2 separate regions of the Homo sapiens genome follow, and region 1 is linked to region 2. Evidence: read pairs that join two places in POLR2A ChIA-PET (ENCODE). Cell type or tissue: IMR-90. All regions are shown on one strand.

Evidence for each region. ChIA-PET counts read pairs that join two places held together with the same protein. Peaks named below come from ENCODE experiments on the same cell type or tissue, not always from the same donor. Only the 100,000 strongest peaks of a DNase experiment are listed, where the experiment ranks them.
Region 1: POLR2A ChIA-PET joins it to region 2 with 6 read pairs; 2 of 35 experiments call an interaction of 5 or more read pairs at or near these places.

The regions. Positions count from the first base shown.
Region 1 is chr17:27,552,884-27,556,883 of GRCh38, forward strand. All of the region lies in intron 2 of KSR1 (kinase suppressor of ras 1), which reads left to right. Among named protein-coding and RNA genes, the nearest start is that of LGALS9, 76 kb to the right of the region's middle. In IMR-90, no CTCF peak of the experiment used is centred here; no DNase peak of the experiment used is centred here.
Region 2 is chr17:27,313,092-27,317,091 of GRCh38, forward strand. It overlaps WSB1 (WD repeat and SOCS box containing 1), which reads left to right. Exons shown (of 9, transcript NM_015626.10): 9 at 1-2,835. Among named protein-coding and RNA genes, the nearest start is that of LINC03146, 17 kb to the right of the region's middle. In IMR-90, no CTCF peak of the experiment used is centred here; a DNase peak (open chromatin) is centred at 2,460; H3K27ac peaks cover 193 bases.

The DNA.
Region 1 (4,000 bases), 240 kb after region 2:
GGTACACTGATGTGTTGTTTAATTATCCCAACACCCTACTTAATAGAGACCATTTTCCCCACCTCACAGTTGAGGAAGCTAGCACTCAGTGGGTATAGAAACTCACCAGGGTCCTAGAGCCACAGAGGAGTAGAGCCGGGTGCCCCTCCACACCTGACTGTGAGTCCTCCGTCTCAACCACTTCTCTCTCCTTCTTCTTGGAATGCCTGGATTCAGGCACCTGGCCAAGCCCTTTCACCTTCCAAAGCTTCAGTCTCCTCCTCTTGTGAAATGGGAATAACCCATGTGCTGCTTGCTGGCACAGGCAGTTGTGAAAGTCAAGTGCGGGGGTGGAGGAGGAAAAATTAACAATTTCCCACCTCTCTCTTACCCTCAGCTGCTGTTAATCCCAGGTGAGAGCCAGACCCAGCAGAGGCAGCTAGAGAGGCCTGCACATACGGCAGCTCTCAACAGCCTCCTGGGGAGTGAAGGAAGGCTGGGAATGGCTGACTAGAGGCAGTTTTCTGAATCAAGAGAGATAGCGGGAGTCAGCCCAGAGCTTAGGACAGAGAGGGCGGCACACCAGCCTGACAGAGCTGGGCCAAGTGTCCTCCTTCCGTCCCCCCAGTTGGTACCAAGGGTGTCCTCACCAGCAGGGCCAGGAGGAAGTGAGGCTGGAGTGGATGGGGAGCAGGAGGGCAGACTGGGCTGCAGGAGCCTGCTGGAGGTACCTGGGCCTGGCAGCTTTCTTCCTGGGCTTTAAGAACCACAAGGAACCATTAGCTGCTGTCATTCCATCTTCCCCAGACTCTCCAGAAACCCCTTCTCAAGATTTCTCTTTTTCTTCCTCCCAAATCTCATGTCAGTTCCTGGGCTATAGCCAGAGTATTCTAAAGCCCAGAAAGAAAAGGCTATTTCCTTTAGTAAACCCAGCTTCAGCTCCTACAGACTGGGGAGAGGGCTACCTTGGTTCAGTTCTACCTCTGAGAGTTTCTCCTTGTACATGTGTGGAAGCCTAGTGATGGGGGAACCCTGAGTTAGAGCAGCTCTCCAGGGCTTCAGCTGCAAGGGCTGGCCCCAGGGGTGTGGGTCTATTTTATTCTGTTTCTTAACCCAGACAGTTCTTCGGACTCTGACTCGATACCCACTGCTGCCCCTGACCCCTACCCTGGCCCTGATGGATTCTGTGTGCTTTCAGTGGGAATTGGCTCTGTAAGTTCTGCCCATCAAAAATAGGTGCAGTATTCAGAAGCCAGAGTTCCAAACCCATGTCTGTCATGCATTAAAAACCCACGTCTGTCAGAGAATCTTTTGACTTCTTAACCCATTTATGCCAGAGGTTGCAGTTTTTTGAATTTTTGCGGTCAGACCTTGGCAATGACCTTGAGCAGTAGGATATAAATAACTCCCATGTGCTTAGCATTCCAACAATGGAACGCTAGGCATACGTGGGTTGTCATCTAAAACAGGGGACCCATCCCCCAGGCCACTGACAGGTACCGGTCCACTTGGCCTCTTAGGAACTGGGCCACACAGCAGGAGGAACGTGTTTACAGTTGCTCCCCATTGCTCGCATTACCGCCTGAGTTCCGCCAGCTGTCAGATCAGCAGCAGCATTAGATTCTCACAGGAGCACAAACCCTGTTGTGAACTGCACACGCGAGGGATCTAGGTTATGTGCTCCTTGTGAGAATCTAATGCCTGATGATCTGTCACTGTCTCCCATCACCCCCAGATTGGACTGTCTAGTTGCAGGAAAACAAGCTCAGGGCTCTCACTGATTCTACATTATGGTGAGTTGTATAATTATTTCATTATATATTACAATGTAATAGAATAAAGTGCATGATAAATGTAATGCACTTTAATCCTCTGGAAACCATCCCCCGCTCCCTGTCCCTGGAAAAATTATCTTCCATGAAACCAGTTCCTGGTGCCAAAAAGGTTGGGGACCACTGTTCTAAACCATTGTTTATTTTCTTAAATAAACTTTTTATTTCGGAATAATTTTAGATTTACAGAAAAGTTGCAGGGATGTACAGAGAGTTCTCGTATGTACCCCTCACCCAGTTTCCCCATCATTAACGTTGTCGTGACCACAGTGCCTTTGTCAAAACTGAGGAAATGACACTGGTATATTACAATGAACGCAACTCCAGACTATGTAGGTTTGACCAGTTTTTCCTTTACTGTCCTCTCTCTTTTCTGGGATCAATCCAGGGCACCGCATGGTTTACATTATTTTGATTTATCATGTCTCCCCAGTTTCCTCTGCTCTGTGACAGTTTCTCAGTCTTCCCTTAATTTCATGACGTTGACACTACTTTGTTTTTTGGAAGTGAGCCCTCCCTTAGGATTGGGGGGTATGAGGGGTAGGTGGGTTAAGCTCCATCTCCTCTGGGGGTGTATCTACACAGATTATTTGGAACTTTTCTGTAGGAAAGAGTTGTCTTTTCTCCTCCGTTTATTTATTCATTCAGTCATTTATATCAGTATAGGCTCATGTCTTTTTCTTTTACACATTGGGTTCTAATCCAATACTACATGATTTATTTTGTTTCTCAAGTTCTTCCAGCTTTGGCCATTGGGAGTTCTTGCAGGTTTGTTCCTGCACTCTGTGACATTGCCCATCCTTCAGTTTTGTTTGGCGTGTGTGTGTGTGTGTGTGTGTGTGTAGCACTTCCGTGTGTAGCACTTCCTTTGCTTTCTGACACTACAGTATGCTTCAGCCCCCTCTGTTTTTTACTAACCCCACTTCTAGAATCAGTTATTTCCCCAGGGAGCCTGGTGAGTTATTCGCTCTGCTTTGTTTTGATTTTATTATTTTTATTTTTTAAAACTGTGGTGAAATACGTATAACGTAATTTACCATTTTAATCATTTCTAAGTTTACAGTTCAATGACATTAAATACTTTCACACTGTTTTGTGACTGTCACCACTGGAACGTTTTCATCTTCTCAAATGAACCATTGGTTTTATTAGAAGAGATGTGTTTATTGTAGGGGGTAAAATGAAACAAAGGAGATAAAGTGAAAGAAAATTGCTGCATCCCATTTCCCTGAAGCCTGCTCATCTTTCTGAACATTTTCTGGCCCTCACATTCCTCTGCGTGTTGTCTCTTTTGTACACATGAGATCAGGCCAGACGTTTGGTTCAGGAACCTGCTCTTTCCCCTTAAAGACCTGTATTTCCATGGTTACAAACACTGCTACCAAGAACATCTTTGTGCACCTGTGTATTTCTACAGGGAAAAAAACCTAGAAGTGAACTTGCTAGGCTGGATTTTAGTGAATGTTTCCAAAGTGTCTTTTAAAATACAATAAAAGCAGTCTTTTTCTTCAACGGTTATTTATTTATTTATATATTTTGAGACAGGGTCTCGCTCTGTTGCCCAGGCTGGAGTGCAGTGATGCGATCCTGGCTCATTGCAGCTTCAATGTCCTGGGCTCAAGCGATCCTCCCGCCTCACTTCCCAAGTAGCTGGGACTGCAGATGTGCGCACCACTGCACCTGGCTATATATATATTTTAATTTTTTTGTAGACACAGGATCTCTCTATGTTGCCCAGGCTGATCTTGAACTCCTGGGCTCAAGTGATCCTCCTGCCTCAGCCTCCCAAAGTCCTGGAATTACAGACATGAGCCACCGTGCCTGGCCTGCTCAACTTTTTAATGAGACTCTCATTCCAGGTGTACCTGGACCAGACAGTAAACTGCACATATACCTTTTCTAAACTTGTACTTGGCTGGGCAGTAGTTAAGACCCCCAGCTCATCCCTGTTCCTGTCCCTGTATGTTTCCTAAGAAATTGCGTAGGGCCATGCCCACAGAAGAAGACTCAGAGTCAGAGGAGGGAACAGGGTCCCTGGGTGTGTTGAATGGTCAGTGTGGTGCAGGGCCCAGATTCCAGCCTGCCCTAGTCCTGCCTCAGGAATCCCTCTAGGGTGCCCAGGCCTTCATGGGTTGGTGTGGCCTCTGCTATGTCCAGACTGGCCTGGTGCCTTGGAGGCTAGAAGCAAA
Region 2 (4,000 bases):
GGAGAGTGTCAGACTGATCTGGAAGTGAAACACAGTTTATGTACAGGGAAAAGGATTTTATTATCCTTAGGAATGTCATCCAAGACGTAGAGCTTGAATGTGACGTTATTTAAAAACAACAACAAAGAAGGCAGAGCCAGGATATAACTAGAAAAAGGATGTCTTTTTTTTTTTTTTTACTCCCCCTCTAAACACTGCTGCTGCCTTAATTTTAGAAAGCAGCTTACTAGTTTACCCTTGTGGTATAAAGTATTATAAATTGTTGTGAATTTGAAGAATCCGTCTACTGTATTATTGCTAAATATTTTGTTTATACTAAGGGACAATTATTTTAAGACCATGGATTTAAAAAAAAAAAAAAAAACTCTGTTTCTGCAGGGGATGATATTGGTGAGTTGCCAAAGAAGCAATACAGCATATCTGCTTTTGCCTTCTGTTGTTTATCTTACCTGCAGATATTAAGAATGTATGCATTATGTAAAATGCTCAATTATATATTTTTGTTGAGTTTTTTAATTAAAGACTTGTAAAAAAAAAAAACAGTATATTGCAAATGTTTCTTAAATAGGTTAGGTGGAGTACTTTCTCTCTGTCTCCATTGTAAGGTTGATGGTACACCACAGGCAAATTAAGCAAAAAGGACAATGAAGAAAGAATGCAGGACTCAGGCGCTGCTCTAGAATTCATTCAGGGCTCCCCGAGTGCAGCAGCTCTTATGGTGGTTTTGTTTTTAGGAGAACTGTTGTAATAATGCATATTTTAAAAGCATAGGGAAGCTCTAGAACACAGGAAGGTGACTACTAAGCAAGAGAAAAGTATCTTTTAGTGGGGAACTACCAGCCTATAGTAAGTCTATCTGGTTAAAGTAGTTATTATGAAAATCTAGCAGTCTGGGTCCTTTGAGAAGGCATTAAAAAAGCAAAACTCTTATGAGCCATGTGTGATTTTGAAGACTCATTTCCACTGAGAAATTATTTGGAAGTTCCTATGGTTAGCTCTGTTAAGGAATGTAAAAATTTATAGGGGGTGTAGGGTTATCAATTTGAAAGCCAGTAGAAAATCTGCTCAAGTTACTTCTTGAGGATCATCTGTATTTTACAAAAAGAAGCACAAGAAGCATCTAATCTTTATACTTCTTGTGACTTTTTTTCCCCTGCATTTTACTTTGTAATATATCGGCTTTATAATTTTAAAATACACTGGCCGGGCGCAGTGGCCCACACCTATAATCCCAGCACTTTGGGAGGCCAAGGCAGGTGGGTCACTTAAGGCCGGGAGTTCATGACAAGCCTGACCAACATAGTGAAACCCCTGTCTCTACTAAAATTACAAAAATTAGCTGGGCATGGTGGTGGGTTCCTGTACTCCTAGCTACTTAGGAGGCTGAGGCAAGAGAATTGCTTGAACTGGAGAAATGGAGGTTGCAGTGAGCTGAGATCACGCAACTGCACTCCAGCCTGGGTGACAGAGTAAGACTCTAAATAAATAAGATACCATTACTTTTCATATCATTGCATTATTTTTGCTTTCCACACCAACATATCCAGTCAAGTAAAAACAGCTTTTTTTATTTTTTATTTTTTATTTTTTTTGAGACGGAGTCTCACACTGTCACCTGGGCTGGAGTGCAGTGGTGCGATCTTGGCTCACTGCAGCCTCCACCTCCTGGGTTCAAGCAATTCTCCTGCCTCAGCCTCCCAAGCAGCTGGGATTACAGGCGCTCCCCCACCACGCCCAGCTAATTTTTGTTGTATTTTTAGGACAGACGGCGTTTCACTGTTGGCCAGACTGGTCTCAAACTCCTGACCTCGTGATCCGCCCGCCTCGGCCTCCCAGAGTGCTGGGATTATAGGTGTGAGCCACCGAACCTGGCCCAAAACAGCATTTTTGGAAGCTACATTCTGTGAGATGTTCACCTGTTTGCCACCTCTTCTCGTGAAAACCATAGTGAGTGCCAGTGTGAAAGGAAGATTGCAGCGTATATGTCAAGTAGAAACATGTTTGAATTTTCCATTTGTCTGTGGGGAAGAAGGTAATAACAGTAATAACAGACTGAAGGACCAAAGGAAAATAGGGAAGACGTTGATTATGGACTTGGATCAGATTCTAGCTACATGATTTGAAAATGACACTGCCTCTCCTATTTTGCCACAAGCCTGTCATTTGGAGAACTGGCAGATCATTTATGTTCAGATTTAATTTTCTGTTTTAGAATCCCATGGAGTACATGTGAACATAGGAAAATCACACTCAGCAGCCAAGCTATCCTTTTGCGATAATGAAATCACTTTAAAACCTATAACTTGATCTTAGGTTGGCAAATCTTAAACTTAACGATCCTTGAAATTTCCTGCCTGCTGTGACTGTGATGCAGTTGGATTCAACTGGTTTACACTGCTCTTGGGTCGGCAAGACCAAAAAAGGTTGGACTGCACTGTAGCATGCTTATGGGTTGAGGCAGTGGCAGAGGCAGAGGACTTGGCCGTCAGCCAGCCAGCACAGGCGTAAGAAAATAGCATGAGAAGTTTCACGAGCCTGAAACCATTGAGACAGTGATTACAACCTCCATATTAATCAGATGAGGGTTTGTAGGTGACATAGCATTTTACCCAAGTAATTCTGAACAGACTGTGGCTTATGATAATACATTTTAACTAGCAAGTGTGTGGACTATAAAACAAATATCTAGAGTTATATATGGATGTACTATCATTTGGTGATAAAAGCATAGAAAAAGCATAAGTTGGAGTATACTGGGTTTTTTTGTTGTTGTTAAATTCTTTTCCATCAGAAGTAAGAGCTGTTGGCAGCAACTAATAAAATGCAACCTAGTGACATGCTCGTCATAACCTTGGCAGATGTTTATGGTAAGATGCTTGGAAGGAATGAACGTAAGTAGGCAATCTCAACCTGCCCTTTGATCCATAAAGCATTCTTTAGCCACCAGCAAAAATCTGGTCTGAGCCAGGTATAAAGTGACCTGTTTTATTACAGGTGGGTGGGGTAGCTTTGTGTGGTTGTTTTTTGACATTATGTATGCTTTTATTTTTTACTTTGAGGTAGGATCTCGCTCTGTCACCCAAGCTGGAGTGCAGTGGTGCAATCTCAGCTCACTGCATACTCTGCCTCCCCTGGTTCAAGTGGTTCTCGTGCATAAGCCACCTGAGTAGCTGGGATTACAGGCGTGAGCTGGGCCAATTTTTGTATTTTTAGTAGAGATAGGGTTTCATCATGTTGGCCAGGCTCGTCTTGAACTCCTGGCCTCAAGTGATCTGCCCATCTTGGCCTCCCAAAGTGCTGGGATTACGGGCATGAGCCACAGTGCCTGACCAGTCTAGGCTTATCTTAACAGTTGAGGAATCAGAAAATGATTGAATAGGGCTGGAATTGGAGAAGGAAAAAATGATTTAATTCAATTTTTATCAACTCCAGCACTATTTTCTCTATTAGAGACTACTGTCATTATCCTTCTGGTTTCTGTTTTAAAGATACTGATTAAGGAATTTTCTTTATAGTTCCACATAACAGTTGGTCTTCTGGTCTGAAAGTAGTATTACAGGTTTTGTTAGGAAAACCTATAATACAGTGTTGCCTGTCACCGTCATTATAGTGAGTTTGTGTTTGTTTGGTTTTAAATAAGGCTGAAGCATCAATGGCTCTTTCTGAAAAAATTGTTCTCCAAAAGTAAAGTGTGAGCTATAGAAATCATCTAGAACAGGGGTGTCCAATCTTTTGGCTTCCTTGGGCTACATTGGAAGAATTGTCTTGGGCCACACATAAAATACACTAACTGATGAGCTTAAAAAAGAATTACAAAAACAATCTCATAATGTTATTAAGAAGGTTTACGAATTTGTGTTGGGCCACGTTCAAAGCCATCCTGGGCCACATGTGGCCCGTGGGCTACACGTTGGACAAACTTGCTCGAGTATAGATCAGTAAGTAAGAGAAATGAAATGGCTACTCCACTGGGTCGTTTTATGCTTCCGAATTGTTGAAT